Linked DNA regions of Homo sapiens: all the other regions are linked to region 1. A link is a loop called in an ENCODE intact Hi-C map of the cell type or tissue named here. Cell type or tissue: CD4-positive, alpha-beta T cell. All regions are shown on one strand. Each heading gives the region's core, and the rest is flanking DNA. Links, peaks and the distances in the headings are about the cores only.

Region 1 (7,313 bases), core at 952-5,951:
TTTGTTTTGGTCAGTCCCTAATCTGTAGTTTTGAAACTCGTGCCACACTTGAAAGGGAAACATCCTACTACCTTTCTTTCCTCTCCATTTCCCACAAACCCTTTCCTTCATCATCACTCCCTGCATTCTTACTTCTCAGCATATAAATACAAGACCCTTCTTTCTATTATTTGTTGAAAGCTAGGCCTGTAAAATAGAGATGGACAGACCATGCATGTTTCCATGAAGCTATTTAATGCTGCTCCCAGTCTTCTGTCCATACCATTCCTTCCCTGCCCCTAGGAGTGGGGTTGAGGTCTGTGACATGCAGACTGTAAGCACAGTCAGAACCTCTGCAGCTCTCAACCCAACAGAGGAGACTGTGGCTTCAACATGCCAACCTGAGCAGGTCTCCTCTGCATTACCTTCCTCCCATTTCTCTTCCTGGGTCCTGATGAGGTGAGCTGGAGGAACCAATAGTCAGGATGCCCTGGAATTGATGTTGCTCTGTTTTGTGCTCACAAAACAGCCATGTAACACATGAGCACCTGAGTTGAAGCCATCCAGTCGCAAGTCAGCAGACAGCAGTTGATGGAATTCTCAGTAGAAATTCAGTAAGGGTGCCCAAATTTTATTTTTTTTTTCACCTATACTCTACCAATATATGGTATTTAGGAAAACTTCTTTTATCCAAGCACAAAGAAAAGCACACACATTTTTATAATCATCTGCTTCATCAGGGTAAATAAATAATTTAACAAATTTGATCAGCATCTCTAGTTTACCAGTACTTTAATATTAGTTTTCTTACAAATTAATGTATTTTGCAATATTTCCAGAAAATCACTGTGGGAGAATAATGTAATATACTTTAGGATATATTTCCTGACCTTTTCTTAAATGGCTTCATGTGCTATTCCCCCAAATTCTGCTTTCTCTATTTTCTTTTTTATTTAACCTATAATTATACTTTCTAGTATATTCTGAGTCTATCTTCTAAGCCACCTTACATTTTTCCTGGAACAAGGGAGGGAATAAATAGTTGCCTCCACTAAATCAGGAAAAAATAAAAATATCCCAGGGGAGCTGTGATTATGCCAAGAGCTCTAAACAGAAGTTTGAGAAGGTAAAAATTAAGTTGTAGTATCTGAGTTGTTTTTATTTTCTTCCTTTGGTGTTTATGAAGGTATTCATAAGAACTTTAATTTCAGGGGAAAAAAATGCCTGATTTGCTATTTTTGACATTTCCTCGTCTCTTAAGAAGTCAGTTAAATATGTTTTCATAGTTTATATTCCTGTTTCATAGATTACTGTGAAACATGTATTTAAACCTATGAATTATAAAATAGTATTTAGATTCTAGCGTGAGTTAAATAGATTAGTCATATATCTTTTAGATTTGTGGATTTGACATGTAAATTATGTGTTGTGTATAAGTAAGTTAGTTACTAAACATATGGCATGGTTATTGATAAACTTGTTGCTATTTTTTTCCAAATGCTATCAGTGTTTGTGGACTTTTAAAAATTAGTTTGAATTTTGGAATGTTCTGTGATAAAATGTAATTTCAACTATTTTGTACATTTAAATATGCCATGTTGTATATGTCTGTATTTAAAAATGTTGTAAATACCTGCATTTTAAGAATTATGAAAGATTTTCCTCAAAAATGACAGAACTCTCCATACTTAATTGTGACACATTATAAGATATCTGATTTTAAGCTTTTGGATTTTGTTCTAAAAATTAAGTTTAAACATGCTGAAAATTCCATAAAAATAAAATTTTGAAAATAAAGTGATCATTTGGATTATTTCTAAATTATTAGCAATATACACATTGAATTGCAAAAAAATGCCACATTTTAATTTATCAAAGATTTGTTGAGCATCTGTTATATAGAACACTGTAGGGGAAGCAAAGATGAGGAAATCTTAATTTCTTCCCACAAGAAGCCTTGTAAGTGGGAAAACAGATAAAGCCCAACATGAATAGCTAAGACACTGAGATGCAAAAAGACTTCCAGGGTAATGGATGGTTAAACAAATGAGAGAAAATTCTCTGGAATATGAGCAGTGAGATCAATTTCTGGGGAAGAGAAGCCGCCTAATCAGATTTGGTTAAATAGCATTTGTGGGAGGATGCTCCAGAGAGGTGTTTAGCATAGGTGTGGAGGTAAGGAGTGAGAATGGCGAGAGTTTTGGTTAAAGGGTAGAGTATATGAAGATGTTCATTATGAAAGCAATACACATTCTGTCAACTAAAGGCTGTAGAAGGTGTAAAGGAAGTGAAAATCTACCTTAAAAGCAGTATTCCCTCATTTATTGATCATCAACTTTCCAGTCTTTATGCAAAACCTACAAATTTTTTTTAAAAACCCAACAGAATCATACTGTATATCTTTAACTTCTATAATTCTCATTGAGGACATCTTTCCATGTTGGTGCCTAAAGTCTATTCATCCTTTACAGTAAGTACATAGTATTCTGCAGTATATATTTGTCTTAATTGATTTGATCTGTTTTCAGTTGAACTTCAGGTTGTTTCCATTTTTCTATTAAAAATATATTTTTTCTTTTACACAGTTAATACTTCTCAGAAGAGTCATAGAACCTTAGTTGCTAGATCAACTATGCAGCCTTTAAATTTTGTTAGTATCTGCAGAAAAATTTTTATTCCTATAAGCTAATTTTCCTTAGAGTAGTACAGGCATATTCTGTCTTGTTACAGAACCAGTTTGAACTCAGGCACCTAAATGATAATCATTTAGGTGGCAAAGTACAAGAAATAGTAAATCCAATGCAGGTATTTCTGATTGGGTGGCCCTCCTGGGCAGCTCATCTTCAATAGATTCCTTTCACATTAGTGTTATCCCTTGGAGGACAAGGGGAACGAGGAAGAGTGGAGGGTTACGCACCTGGTACTTAACTACTTGGAAATACATATGGTTTTTGCTATTCCTTTGGGAAGAACTAAACATACGTTCCCACCTGAATGCAAAGGGAGCCGCTAAATGGAGTCCTGATTGGACTGGTACTTCTGCAAAATTCTACATTATGGAAAGGAAATATGAATCGTTGTTAATGACTAGCTATCTCTGCTACAGATGGCTTGGATTGATTTTCTAAAATAGTATAAATTTGTCTTTGCATGGCCTTTAAACTACTGTACTTGAGACCCCATGTTCATGAAGAAAAGTTGACATCAAATTTCTTTGAAACCAGAGCTCTATATTAAAATGGATAACCTATCTCCCTTAATTCAGAGAATTTTAAAGCTGGAAAAAGGATTGTTCAGGCTTACAGTTCTATATTTTAATAGGAAACAGGTTCCCCAAAATGAAGCAAGTTGCCCAAAGTCACAGCCAAGTTTGTAGCAAGATCGCCCCTAGAAAGACCCCAGCTCTGCCACCTAACCCAAGTGCTACTGCACCATCCTTTTGAGTGATGTCACATTATTTTTCAATCTCATAAAGAACTACTTAGTATTTTATGTGAGATTCAAATGTTAATACGTTTTAATTTAAAATGTAATTGTCTCTTTTAGAACTGCAAGATCTTATCAATGCCCAGAACATGATTTTTGTGGAACAGTTGACTAAGGAATTACTATTAGAAGTGCTATAATTAGTGAGACTTTATTCGCTTTATTGGCATTATCTAAGAGTAACAAACCCAAATCCTCGATGTTTGCATGCATGTCCACAAAGCCATGTTCTTCAATAATTGTAATGAAAATGTTAATGCTTACGGCCACTAGAGGGTGCTCTGTCACAGTGTGTCAGCACTACCATCTCAGCCCAGTACTGTTGGCTAGCCTAAGAGGCAGAAAAGACTGCACGTGTAGCTGAATTTGTAAGCACTAACACATTCACTTTTCTAGTTTCTTGACATAGTATGATCTAGGGATGAGTTTCCTTGTTTCATAGTATCCAGGTTAACTATCTTCACTTTTGTTTATAATAGTAACAGCCATCTATTATACATAGATACAGTGCTAAAAATGCTTTACATAACAGTGTCACATTTAGTTTCCACAACAACCTTGCAAGAAGAATCTTACTACCCCCATTTTAAACTTAGCCATAGAGTGTTTAAGTCACTTGCCCAACGTCATGCAGCCAGAAGTGGCAGAGAGAATTCAGATTCATATATAATTCTAAAGCCAGCTCATTAAGCTATTACGTTATTGATTTCAGAGCTGGAAGAAACTTAAGGAACAATTTAGTTTAGTCTCCTCACTTTGAGATGGGAGAACTGATACCCAAGTCCAAGTCACAGACCCAGTCAAAGCCAGATTGGGAAGTCAAAGTGTGTGCATTCCTTATCCTGTGATCTTGGGTCACGCCTCATGGCAATTCTTGCCTTCTCTGAGCAACAAAAGAAATCCTGTGCTCGTAGGTCCTGTGTCATGCTTTACCCAAACATGGTAGATGATATACCAAGGGATTGTCTTTGTTACCCAGACAACAGAAGGAATGGACCTTATGGATAGAAATTTTGCTCTGACATGGTTCTCTATTCTCTATTTCATAAGAGCCTCTTGCATTGTCACAGGTAATTAATCTTCCTGCTTCCAACAGGTCCCCCTCCATCCTCTACACTGAAGCCGAGGGATTTTTTTTTTTCTTCACGAAGCATAAATCTGAGCACATCATTTCTGTGCTTAAAGCTTTTTTTTTTTTTTTTTTTTTTTTGAGATGGAGTCTTGCTCTATTACCCAGGCTGGAGTGCATTAGTGTGATCTTGGCTCACCACAACCTCCGCCTCCCAGGTTCAAGCCATTCTCCTGCTTCAGCCTCCTGAGTAGCGGGGATTACAGCCGTGTGCCACCATGCCCAGTTAATTTTTGTATTTTGAGTAGAGATGGGGTTTTACCATGTTGGCCAGGCTGGTCTTGAACCCCTGACCTCGTGATCCACCCGCCTTGGACTCCCAAAGTGCTGGGATTACAGGTGTGAGCCACCGTGCCCCGCTGCTAAAAGCTTTTTAATGGCTTGGCGAGTTTTCTGCACCACTCCTGACGCGGAAGCGCAGAAGACCCTTACTTACGATGCACCCCTCTCTAGCCTAACCTCCTGCCACTCCTGCCTTCAAATACAAATACACACACACACACACACACACACACACTCCTGCCTCTGCTTTTTGCCCTAGCCACTCAACCCATTTCAACTGCCCATCTTGGATTAGACAAATCCAAAATGGGCAGCTTCACCCCTGCAGGCTCACCCCTTTCCCCATGCTTGAACAACACCCTTCCTGGTCCCAACCTTCTTCAAATTCAGCTCAAACATCACTTCCACCTGGAAGCCTGCCTGCCTTGAGTCTTCATTCACTCCAGATGGGGTTGATTGGGCCCCTCTCACACCCTGTTCTTATCTCGGCCCCAGTCACACTGCCTTCTGCTTGTCTCTTTTCTTTCCTACTACTTCTATGAGACGGAGCTTCTGAAGGGCTTGGACCCTGCCTTCTCACACTTCATATCCCCAATGCCTAGTATAATACCTAGCATAGATTAGGAAGGCACTTAATTGATGGCAGCTTGATGAATGGATAAATAATTGAATAAGTGAAAGAAAGCAAAAAGAAAGAATGGAAGGCAGATTCTTGGGGAAAAATCAGTTCTATGACAATCAGTTGCTGGATTTCCTGTGAGGAGTAGAAAACAACTGAGACAAAGCTGTTTGTTCTGAAAAACAAGCCCCAGAGTCTAGGTGGGAGCTGAGAGCCCCGGAGAAGCCACATCTCTTCATTATCTTAAGTGCAATGAGCACTTCAAGAGACATGAATCAACTGATTAGCAAGGGCAGCCTACTCCAGGAGAGGTATTCTCTTGCAATTTTCTCAAAAACACAAAGGCAGGTGAGATTATAACACTATAAACATAATTGCATTTTCTAATCAAAAGTGCAACATAACTTGGGTAATTATGAGGCGTCAGCGGTGTTACCACTTTATATCCTGAGTATTTTTATCACTACGAGTTGGGTAGCAACTGCTCAAACATTTTCATCCATCACCTTGTGTTCTCTTCTGTGGGGTTCATACATGGAAAACAAAATGAAAAAAAAAACCAAAAAACAGAAAAAACAGGCAAAAGGGTAGAATCCATTTAAAGATGACTAAGGTGCCTTAGTCATGCTGGATTTGAGGTCCAGCAGTGGGATGGGTTCTGCATTTTCTGGGCAAGTGATTTTTCTGTCAGGCAAACAGGACTAGGTGCATCATCCACAGCCCTGCCTGAGGGGAGCCAGGAGAGACAGGTCCAGCTCCAGCCCACACCCAGGACCTTTCTCCACTTTGAAAGATGCCTGTGAATTGCACTTCCGTTTCACCCAGGAAATCAATGCAGCCCAGCTTCTCTGCCCAGGGCCCAGCGGAGGAAGATATATCATACTCTGGGCAGACCCAGAATGCAGTTAGTTACCGTCTCCTCCTTAGGAGGGAGAACAACAATAGAACCAAAATAGCAATGCTAAAAAGCAGACATTTGGAGGGCTTGGGGGCCTTTTGTTGCTGCAAAAGGAGAAGGAAAGGATTTTGCCATGTCCCTGGGGTTTACGCGTTCAAGAGCCCTCCCTCCTGATCCAGGGACCTGGGACAGGCTGTGGGACCTGCAGGGCTCTATGTGGCATGAAGTTCCTTCTGGTTTTGTAGAGAGACAGGGCTGTACAATAGGAGCCCTGGATTTCTGGTCAAAAGCTTTCTTGGTGAAATAGATCTGGACAGGAAGAGAAGAGAGAAAAGGCACTCTAGGCAGAAGGTGCCCCGGAAGCGGTGGCACAGTGCCAAGAATTGTAGATTTCCGTGAGGCTGGTGTGCATCGTGTGTGGCTAGGAGTCGGGGACCACAGAAGGGGATGTGGACATGGGGTCAGGTCCCCCAGGGTGTCCAATGCTATTTTAGAGAGGGGTGCTTTCATGTTCCTCATGGAAAGAGATTCAGGCAATCAACAGCCAACATCTTCAAATCCTAAAATGAAAAGGTTTCTCTAAGCCAGTAGTATTCAGACTTTTATTTAGTTAGAAATCGCTGTTGAAAACAAATCTTGCATTAAAACCAAGCATATAAAACAAGTAATAACCAAAAAATAGAAAAAACCCAACTGGATATCAACTGATAAATGGATAAATTAAACATGGTCTACCCATACAATGGAATTATTATTCAGCCACAAAGAGAAATAAAGCACTGACATATATTACAACATTAATGAGCCTTGAAAACATTATGCTTAGTGAAGAAGTCAGACATAAATGACCACATTTTGTATTATTCCATTTCTAGAAAATGTCCAGAATAAGCAAATCATAGATAGAAAAAGTAGATTAG
Region 2 (5,000 bases), core at 1-5,000, 1.0 Mb before region 1:
GAAAAACTCACTCACTGATTCATTCATTTATACATTCATGTACTCATTCATTCACATTTTCATCCAGTACACAGTTGAGTTCACCTCTGAGTTCATGAATCCTTTGTTCCCAAGGTTTAAAATTCTGCACACATTCTCTCCCATCTCGGGCCCACTACACATGCATACCCCTCTCCAAACACACAGAAACACACACACATACAGACATATACTCGCCTTTATTTATACTTCCAAGTCCTGACTGGACTCAACTGTCACTTCCTTTGGAACATTTTCTCTGCCTCCCCAAAGCTGAGGCATAGCACACTGTATGATGCTATTTTATGGTATGCCTCTTCTGCAATACTGTTGGAAACTTGAGAGCAGGGACTGTATCTTTCTTGCTTGGAATTTTATCCAAGCAGAGATAGATGGGCCTAGTACGAGTGGTTGGCACACAGATGGCACTCAAGAAGCATTTACTGATAAAATGAATGCAAGAAAGAAAAATGACTGAAGAATGATTATGACATAAGCTCTGTCCTCAGTCAATTTCCAGTCTAGTGGAGAGGCAGACATAAAAAAAGAGTCACCAAACTTGTGTGAAGTACGATATCCAAGGTCTGTTCCGTGCTGTGGAGCACTGAGGATGAACTGTGCTGGGATTCCACTTCTGCCTTATGTTCATCTTAACTGACTTTGCAAGATAAAAATGTGTGGGGCTATGGGTATATATGGAAGATACTCAGGGTATAACCTTTCTTAGGCCAATTCTCTTGCACGTGTCCCCCTATCCCCAGCACTCCCAGTGGATGACATCTCAGGATTTTGCAATTCCAAACCATTTCTTTGAATTCAGTGAAACTAGAGTCTGAGACAGAAAACACAAGTGTTGGCAGCAGAGAAAGGAAAGAGAGAGGAGCCCCACAGTATTCTCCTTACTCAACACATTCCAGCCTCCCTGCTTTTTTTGCTTTCCTTCACACATGTTCAATTCATTCCCACTCCAGGGCCTTTGCACTTGCTGTCCTTTCTGTCATTTGGGACTCACCACGAACATCCCTTCCTCAGGAGGGCCTCTCTCCTGCTCACAAAGCCAGCCCTTCACACCCAGTCTGTCATTCCATTTTTGCTCCCTGATATCACTTTGCTTTCTTTTGTAACATTTCTTGTTACCTGAAATCAATATTACTTGTTGTGATTGCTGTTTCTTAGGATCTTCCCAACTGAATGTAAGTTCTATGAGGGCAGGTGTTGCTAGACAAAGCTAGAGGCACTCAGTGAGGAAAGCAGACAGGTATCAGACAGTAAAGGAGACGTGCACACTCCAAAGGGAGGGCAGGCTAATGGGGCTAAGAAAAGTGACACTGACTCCCAAGCAGTTCAAGGAAAAACTAATAACATAAACTCTTATTGCACACGACCTGTGATAAGCTCATGCACTACTTTGTTGAAGTTTCCTTGTTGGAACACAGAAGCATTCTGTGAATGTGGGTAAAAATTGGGATAATAACAGTTCCTGTCCCATGGTGACTGAGTTAATTCATGCAAAGTGGTTAGAACAGTGCTTGGCATATAAAAAACATCAATAAACTTTGCCTATCATCATTGTCACCATCATTATTTACAGAGAGATATGACAGATAGATAATACTCATCTATAAGAATTATATGCATTGCTGTGCACTGTATTTGCTTTTTCTTTTTGAAATGATTCTTAGAATTCCTACAGTGTACAAAGTTAAACATGTGCCACCTATTTTGAACTTAATGTAGTACAAAAACAGTTTTATAAGACTTGTTTGTCAGTTTTTATATAATCGAAGAATTTTAATGTGTTTGTAACAGACACATTTATGATTGCTTTGATCAAGAATTTAAAAGCTTCAAGCCATATAAACATGGAGAAAATGTAAGGGCTCTGAGAAGCTAGAAGAAATAATGATATCAGTGGAGAGAACAAATAGGCTAAAAGTCTCAATGACAACTTTATAAGGGTGAATATGGATATAGAATATTGAACAAGGCAAATAGAAGAATTAGAGATGTGAGAAGCGAGACATTCGCACAGAACAAGTCAAAGCACCACATACAGTCATCACTTCTCTGCAATCAACGCGGGACATGCCTGTTACAAAGGCAAGAACAGCAGGCAAACTGTTGCAAATAAGAACGAGAATTAAACATGTTAATAAATATGATGTTGTTTTATCAATAACTTTAAAAATCTGCTAGAATACTGTATGTTACTCCAAGTTCAGCTAGTTCTTTATTTTTATAAAAACCTCTTTTTATTTACCTCCTTTTTTTGTTTGCATATTGGAAGCCTGGTAAATAGAACTGGAAACCTACCTCGCCCAGGGTACCATTTGCCTTCTTTCTCCATCAGCCCCAATGACCCACAAATACTTTTTCTATCCATGGCAAAAGAGCAGAGGGGTTGTTTTTGAGATTTTAGCAGCCCATGCAATGTTCTCTACAGCCCCTAGGTGTCACTATTGCAAAACTAACAGAAGCCTGAACCGTCAAAAAGAAAAAGTACATTTAATATGAAACACTTTCAATAACTATGCAAAAGGCAGACATCATTTAATACAGAAGCTACAAACAATTTAGTATCTCTAATTGAATTTTTAATTTCCTTTTAAACTCAAAGGCTCACCCCAAGAAGAAGAAAAATATCATTTTTTAGCCAGAAAAAAAATCTCAGAACTGTTCTTTCTCCTAACATTTACACTGAGGGACTCAGCTGAAGCTCACGATACTAAAAGTTTGTGGTATAATTTGTTTTATAATCAAGATTGGTTTGATAGTACAAAAGCTTTCAGAGTAAAAATGTAAGACAGTAAATGAGAGCTGGCTGGAAGGAAAAATGTAGCTATGTTAGTTTGATATTCAACCAAAAGCTATAATCTTATTAAACATATTTAAACATGGTTTTCATTTAGATTTGGCAGCTTGATTAATGGGGATGTATTAAATAATACCTGGCTGCTAGGAGCATATTTAGGAATCAGTGCCACATAAAACATACGACATGTACAATTCAGTTTCATTATTATTTAAGGTTCTCTGTTCTCTTGGCTGTGGGCACACACATATTAAAAATTAAGTACACGCACTCAATGTATGCGCTGCGCTTTTAAAGGGCTTTCTCTTTAAGCAGAAAGATGAAATGGAAAACGAACTCAACTCTGGTGAAAGGTAATGGATTCATCCCTTTGGGGACAGCTGTCCTGTTTATCAAAAGAAAGGGGAGAGGTGGGTCAGAAGCAAGAAAAAAAAATTCCCAAGTGGTCAGCAAAGAGAGACGCCCAACTTCAGAGGGGAGCTGAAATCAGTTTCTACACCCAGGCTTCCTTCTTTGTCACAGTTGAGAGGTCGAATGAATGGTATGTTTAACCATGAGGCCATGGGGGAATTGAGATGCTGATTCCCAGAGCATTATAGAAACACTTTGGTAATGGGGGTGTGGGGGTTGGAGGGGAGTGTGAAGAAGCATCTGTAGTTTTTCTGGGCATAATGCTAGGTACTGACCAAGGGGTGGGAACTGCGGGGTGGGCATGGTTCTGACTAGCTGGGAAGATAGAAAAGTATGAAGTAAAGGACCAAGTATCATAATAGAGTTCTACTCAGTGTTTTTGATGAGAAAAAAATGATACATATGACATGCAGAACCTTATCAATAAATTATCTTTCTCCCCTTTCAAATGACATGAGGTTCCCTAATAATCTTTGGGCTGGAACAAGACATCTCAGAGAGGCCAAAATGTCATATATCACATTACATTTCTAAACAACCCAATGGGACAGGGAAAAGTACTATTAATATTTTAACTTTGGAAACTATGTTTAAATCCAGAAAAAATACAGAAAGCATCTCATCAATCAGAAGGAAAAAAAAGACATGCTTTTTTGATAAAAGTATTATTATCTCTATGTACAGATTACAGAACTGAGGCTCAGAGAGTTCAATCACGTTACCCAAGATCACATATTTAGTAAGTTTCAGAGGTAGGACTGGAACCCAAGCTTGTCTTATTTGAAAACCCACTTTTAAAATCTTCAACTCTCATTGCTTCTCTGATTGACTGAAGCCTTGGGCAGAAGAAACAAAGAAAATAGGGGGTGATGTGGAGGGGCACAGCATGCAATTCTGTTTACCTCTTGTGTCACCTACTTGCAAAAGACTGGAAGAAGAGAGTCTGATTTCTTCTCAAATACTGCTTCCCATTGCTGCTATCGTCCACAACTGAGCTATCTATTTCCCCCACTGGAAAGAAGTCACAAAAATGTTAAGCACGCCAAAGTCTTCACAGCGACGATGGTTATAATCAGCAGATCACAGAGAACAAGCTATGTTGCATTAAGAATACAACCAAGAAGGAAGGAAATTCTGATACGTGCTACAGCATGGATAAACCTTGAGAACATTATGCTAAATGCAATTAGCCAGTCAACAAAAGACAAATGCTGTATGATTCCACTTATATGAGGTATCTAAAGAGTAGTTAAATTCACAGAGACAGAAAGTAGAATGGTGGTTGCTAGGGGTTGGGGGAGGGGGCAATGCAGAGTTATTGTTTAACGGGTAAAGTTTCAGTTTTGCAAGATGAAAAGAGTTCCGGAGATGGATGGTGGTGATGGTTGCACAATAATGTGAATGAACTTAATACCACCAAACCGTACACTTAAAAATGGTTAAGATGATAAATTTTATGTTATGTGTATTACAAACAAACAAAAGAATACAACCAGGACCACCTCCTCCAATGGTGATTTACAATTATGTACAATGTTCTCTTGCCTGGCACAATATGAAGCATGACCTTCAACATTTTCAAATTTTTTGAAGTAAAGGTATTTTTGTGGTATTTCCTCGCCACTTTTCTGGAAAGCAGTACATCTGGAGGTAAAGGGTTTTTTTTTTTCATGTAATTTTACATTTGCGTGTTTCATATGGATGCTTGTCCTGGTTTGATCAGCAACGAGCTCTCTGGCCATGCACAAAGCACTTCCCG
Region 3 (5,000 bases), core at 1-5,000, 1.1 Mb before region 1:
CTGGGCAATGAATTAGCATGTTTCAGACCTATTATATGTGACCTGGATGAAGTTTTATTATCTCCAATTTAGAAATAAGAACATTTAAACCCCATCTCTTAAAAATACAAAAATTAGCCAGACATGGTGGTGGACGCCTGTAATCCCAGCTACTCAGGAGGCTGAGGCAGGAGAATTGCTTGAACCCGGGGGGCGGAGGTTGCAGTGAACCGTCCCCCGTTCACTGTGAAGTGGTTGAGTTGCACCACTTCGCTCCAGCCTGGGTGAAAGAGCCAGACTCCATCAAAAAAAAAAAAAAAAAAATTCCTAAATGAGAGGCATATACAAAGTAGTATAGATAAAAACTGGCAGAGCTGGAATTCAAACTCATGTCTGTCTGACTTCAAAGCTTCTACTGTATATACAAAAAGGCCGGACTTAATGGAGACTCTTTCACATTGCCAGCTTCAATAAGTATTTCCTATATAACTAGCCCCAGGTTTGATGACTGGCCTAAAATCACAGCCTGACCAAGGACAAAGACTGAACATTTTAATTGCCCTTTTGCAGATTCCACATCTAGGTTTCCCTTGTGACCTGCTTTATCCAGGAGCAAAACCCCATGGAAATGTAGCTAATGCCTTTTCTAGAGCTGTGCTCGCCTTCCAGACATCTCACAGTGGCCGTTGCTCTCCCTGTCCTATCTGGCTGACTCTTTGGGTTAGACCTGTTAGAACTGGTATTGGCCATGAATCAGACAGCAGAACAGCTGAAGCTGCTCTGGCATCATAATCCTGAAAGGAATAATAGGAACCGAGACAAATTATACTTGCAGCCTTGCAACTTTGTCCTTACTCCTCTTGGTTGGGAAGCTGACATGGGGTGAGGGGGTGAAGAAGCCAGTTTAGCATGTCTTGCTCAATTCTGGGGTGCTCTGAAAAGGAGTCCTCATGATGAAATTTTGGTGCAAAGTTGTGCATTGGCAGAGAGAGGTTGTAAGAGTAACCTTGGATACACACAGGGACTTCTACTTGTCACACATAGCTATGTTAGTAGGAGTCCCCTACCCAATATTTATTAGACTGTAAGCATTCTGGTAACGTAGGAGTTGTGACGGGGCCAAGCACAGGGTTAAAAGGCGAACTCCAAAGCCTGGGTTGGAATCTTAATGTGGCCTAACATTAGCTGTGTGACTTTGGATATGTTACTTAAACTATTTCTGCCTAAATTTCTCCATCTGTAAATGGGGATAATTATGGGATCTACTTCAGCAGAGCTGTTGTAGATTAAATGTGGAAATAAATGAAAAGCATTTAGAACAGTACCTGACTCATAATAAGTGATATAAATGCTAGTTACTAAATTTTAGATAATTAATATTTTAATATCATCAATATAGCTATATGTAGGTACTACTAAGACCTACTCTATGAGCATCCAAATTTATTAGTTGTAGAATTATTTTAGGAACAATTTGCTCCTACTAATGATGCTCTGTGACAATATAACGGTAAGGAATTCTTTCACTACATGAGATAGATTTCTTGACTTTAGAATCTCAAAATATCTAGAAGGGAGCTAAGGTGAGCACCCCTTCACACACACTTGATTTACAATGTTAATACTGACAACTTTGCCACAACTTTGTGCACTGGCCTTATTCTTTACATAGGTGGAATCATGCAGTATTTGTCTTTTTGTGGTTATCTTATTTCACTTAGAATAATATCCTCAAGGTTCACTGATGTGTGGCATGTCAGAAATTGCTTCTTTCTAAGGCTGAATAATACTCCATTGTATGCACATATCATTCTTCATTTATATGTTCATCTACTAATGAACACTTAGGTTGCTCTCATGATTTTCGCTATCATGAATAATGTTGCTGTGAACATGAATGTAGAAATATCTCTTCCATACCCTACTTTCAGTTCTTTTGGGTATATACTCAGAAATACAATTCCTGAATCACATGTTAATTCTATTCTTAATTTCTTGAAGAATGGCCATAGTGTTTTCTGCAGCAGCGATACTATGTTACATTCTCACCAACTATGCACAGAGCTTCCAATTTCTCCACATCCTTGCCAACATTTGTTGTTTTCTGTTTTAAAATAGTAGCATCCTAATGTGTGAGGTGGTACCTCACGGTAGTTTTGATTTTCCTAATAGTGCTGTTGAATACCCTATCACGTGCTTACTGGTCATTTATAAATCTTCTTTGGGGAAATATTCATTCAAGTCCTTTGCCCACTTTTGAATTGGGTTGTTTTTGCTTTTTTGTTGTTGTTGAGTTTTAGGAGTTCTTTATACATTTATATATTCTGGATATCAATCCCTTACTGGATGTATGATAAGCAAATGTTTTCTCCCATTCTGTGAGTTGCCTTTTTACTCTGTTGATAGTGTCTTTCAATGCACCAAATTTCTCAAAGCACATTTAAGTGACTCTTCCAGAGCCACATATAAATTTGGACTGAACATAATAATGCAATTTGGGGTCATCCTAAACATTTATTATTAAACTATAGTCACTAAATTACACTCTCCGTGACTGTGAATTTTAAAATCAGCTGAATCCCCTCTCTTCAAAATGTGCCTCAACTCAGTCCCTGCTTCTGTGTGGCAGAGGCCTAAGTAAATGTCGTCCCACATCGTTAACAGTGTGATCTATTAGGCAATGAGATGAGGTTGGCTCAGAAGGAAACTGGCTTCTCCTGTCTCCTTGCAAATCTCTGGGTTGCCTGCAGATGGTGCTAAAGCACCGTGTGTGCCGCCTCCTTCGCAGAGAACAGCTGCCAGCTGCCAGCTCCCAGCAAGCAGCGGAGGACTCTCTGAACACGTGGGGTTTACGGAAAAAACTTAAAAACTTCCCTGAAAAGTCTTGGGAGGGTCAGGGAAGAGATGGAGAAAGACAATCTTTCTAATTTCACAAAAAGAGGGATGCTCCAGCTGCCTCCAGGGAACAGAAACAGGGACAGCAGCCCATAGCTCCTACTGCCAGTGGGAACTCAGATCTCTCCACCTTCCTGCATGGAGCTCCCCTACGCAATGCCTGTACCTTCCACCCTGGCCTTTAGAGAAGGGTTTATATTCGGAGGGTTAGCAGCCTGACTCTATGTGGAGTTAAAGGAAATGAAAAGAAAGTGGATTGCTTTTCCATGAACATTTCCAATTCTGTTAAATACTGATCCTGCTTCAGTGGGATCTGCACATTTGCCTGTTCATCATGTTAAGTGGAATTTGCTTTTAGGTCTTAACCTCGAATACTTCCCTAAAATTATAAAAGCACTTCCACAACAGCCCCTTCATCTTCAAAATCACTACCAGCAAATTAATAGAGGTCTTTTACATCTCTAGCCTGGATTCTTGAAAAAGCCTTTTATCTGGACCCTCTATTTCTACCCTGAGCCCCCTGTACTGGATCCTTTAAGAGGGATTTTTCTGATCTGCATCTGACCAGATCTCACCACTGCTTAGAATTCAGCATCTCTGTTCTGCCTATAGGATGAGGTTGGAGGTCTTCAGCATGGCCTCCAAGGTATTTATGAGCTGACCTCCCCCTACCCAATTCTATCCTTCCCTAGTCCCACTTCCTGCCATTCCCCATCTCATACTTTGTGTTTCTGGATTATGAGTTGTTTATAGTAACCTGAATGTACTATGCTGCTCCCACTTTTATAACTGTACATGTTATTCCTTCTACTATGAATGTTCTTTCTTGCCTTGGCCTGTCTACCAATTTCTTACAAGAGCTTAAAGTTAGCTTGGACATAACCTCCTCCCAAAAGCATTCTCTCATCTCTACAGGCTCCCATCTCTTTCTTCCTTGGGCAACTTTGTCACCTGGCAATACTTCAATTGTGGAACTTATCCCGTTGTTCTAAAATAATCTTATGTGCCTAAATTAAATTGTGTTTTATTCCCCTGTAACACCTGCCTGGAGCCCAGCATAATGCCTTGAATATAGCAGGAATTCAGTAAACTAATATTTTGTTGAATTGGGATTAAAATACTGACCAATGTCATTTTTTAGCCTTTGATGCCAAGTGATACAAAGAGTAAAAGAATGAGCAGATTCTACTGGGTCCTTTGATGGAGATATAAGAGATCCCTACTTTAGAACAGAGAAGAGCAGATTTGCTGCCAATTACCTGGGAAAAAGAACATTGGTCTGAGAGTTCAGAAGCTTACATTCACCCCCAGCTCTGGCCCTACATAGTTCTGCAGCCTTAGGTAAGTGAAGGTGACATTACCTCCCTGGAACTTAGTTTTCTTAACCACAAATTAAAGGACTGGATTAGTTGACCACCTGAGTTTATTCCAGATCTATAGTTGCATGTGTGTGTGTATGTGCTCACTTCCTTAGCACTGTACATATAAAAAATACACACTTACTTTTTATCCTGTAGTCTCGGGAACACAACTTTCCCAACTTTGCTCATTTTTGCCATTGCTTCCTATTAAATGGAAAACAACATAGACAGCTGAGTTGGAAAGCGAAATCCAAAGCGAGGCTTGTCACAGGCAAAACATTCTAATTTGAATTTGCTTCCCTTTAAGATATTTGGTTAGTCCTCTTTTTTTTCAACTTACTTTTCTTTGGTAATAAGAATAAAACACAAAAATAGGAATAAAACACAGTGAACATTTAAAGTTTCAATTATGACCACACCTCCTGGGCTTAATAAATACTTGTGTATTGAGGCCTCTGGGGCATAAACAACCCAAAAGGCAAAGCAGTTCTGTGACTGCCTCCAGGGGTAAGTGGGAAGAATTATTTCCCCTCCTCACTATCTGGACACAGGGCAGAAGCAGGGAACATAACCAGCCGCTGAGTACATTGTCTACTTCCCTAAAGATAGCAATCACGGAATGGAACTCACTTCGCACCTGTACTTGAGGATAAAATATTTAAGACCTCTCCAATTCAACTTCAGCTCTTTTTCCAGCAATCTCTGAAGTTGTGAGTACATACTGAGACCTCCGGGCTGAGTCTAAGTGACTTGAGTTCTGGAATG

Evidence for each region. A loop is a pair of places that touch in the nucleus more often than their neighbours do. Peaks named below come from ENCODE experiments on the same cell type or tissue, not always from the same donor. Only the 100,000 strongest peaks of a DNase experiment are listed, where the experiment ranks them.
Region 2: it touches region 1 in a loop (3-fold over the local background); 5 of 110 quality-filtered maps call a loop at or near these places.
Region 3: a loop joins it to region 1, with 15 times the contacts of the local background. A loop is called at or near these places in 16 of 110 quality-filtered maps.

The regions. Positions count from the first base shown.
Region 1 is chr1:58,649,206-58,656,518 of GRCh38, reverse strand. It overlaps MYSM1 (Myb like, SWIRM and MPN domains 1), which reads left to right. Exons shown (of 20, transcript NM_001085487.3): 20 at 1-1,776. Among named protein-coding and RNA genes, the nearest start is that of MYSM1, 47 kb to the left of the region's middle. RefSeq lists an enhancer at 3,588-3,882. In CD4-positive, alpha-beta T cell, for the core only: CTCF peaks have their summits at 3,538 and 3,742 (motif pointing right); a DNase peak (open chromatin) is centred at 3,758.
Region 2 is chr1:59,696,900-59,701,899 of GRCh38, reverse strand. The region is part of intron 14 of FGGY (FGGY carbohydrate kinase domain containing); the gene reads right to left. Among named protein-coding and RNA genes, the nearest start is that of MIR4711, 34 kb to the left of the region's middle. In CD4-positive, alpha-beta T cell, for the core only: CTCF peaks have their summits at 2,268 and 2,470 (motif pointing right); a DNase peak (open chromatin) is centred at 2,469; H3K4me3 peaks cover 842 bases.
Region 3 is chr1:59,757,370-59,762,369 of GRCh38, reverse strand. It overlaps FGGY (FGGY carbohydrate kinase domain containing), which reads right to left. Exons shown (of 16, transcript NM_018291.5): 15 at 4,378-4,439. Among named protein-coding and RNA genes, the nearest start is that of MIR4711, 27 kb to the right of the region's middle. In CD4-positive, alpha-beta T cell, for the core only: a CTCF peak has its summit at 2,734 (motif pointing right); a DNase peak (open chromatin) is centred at 2,739.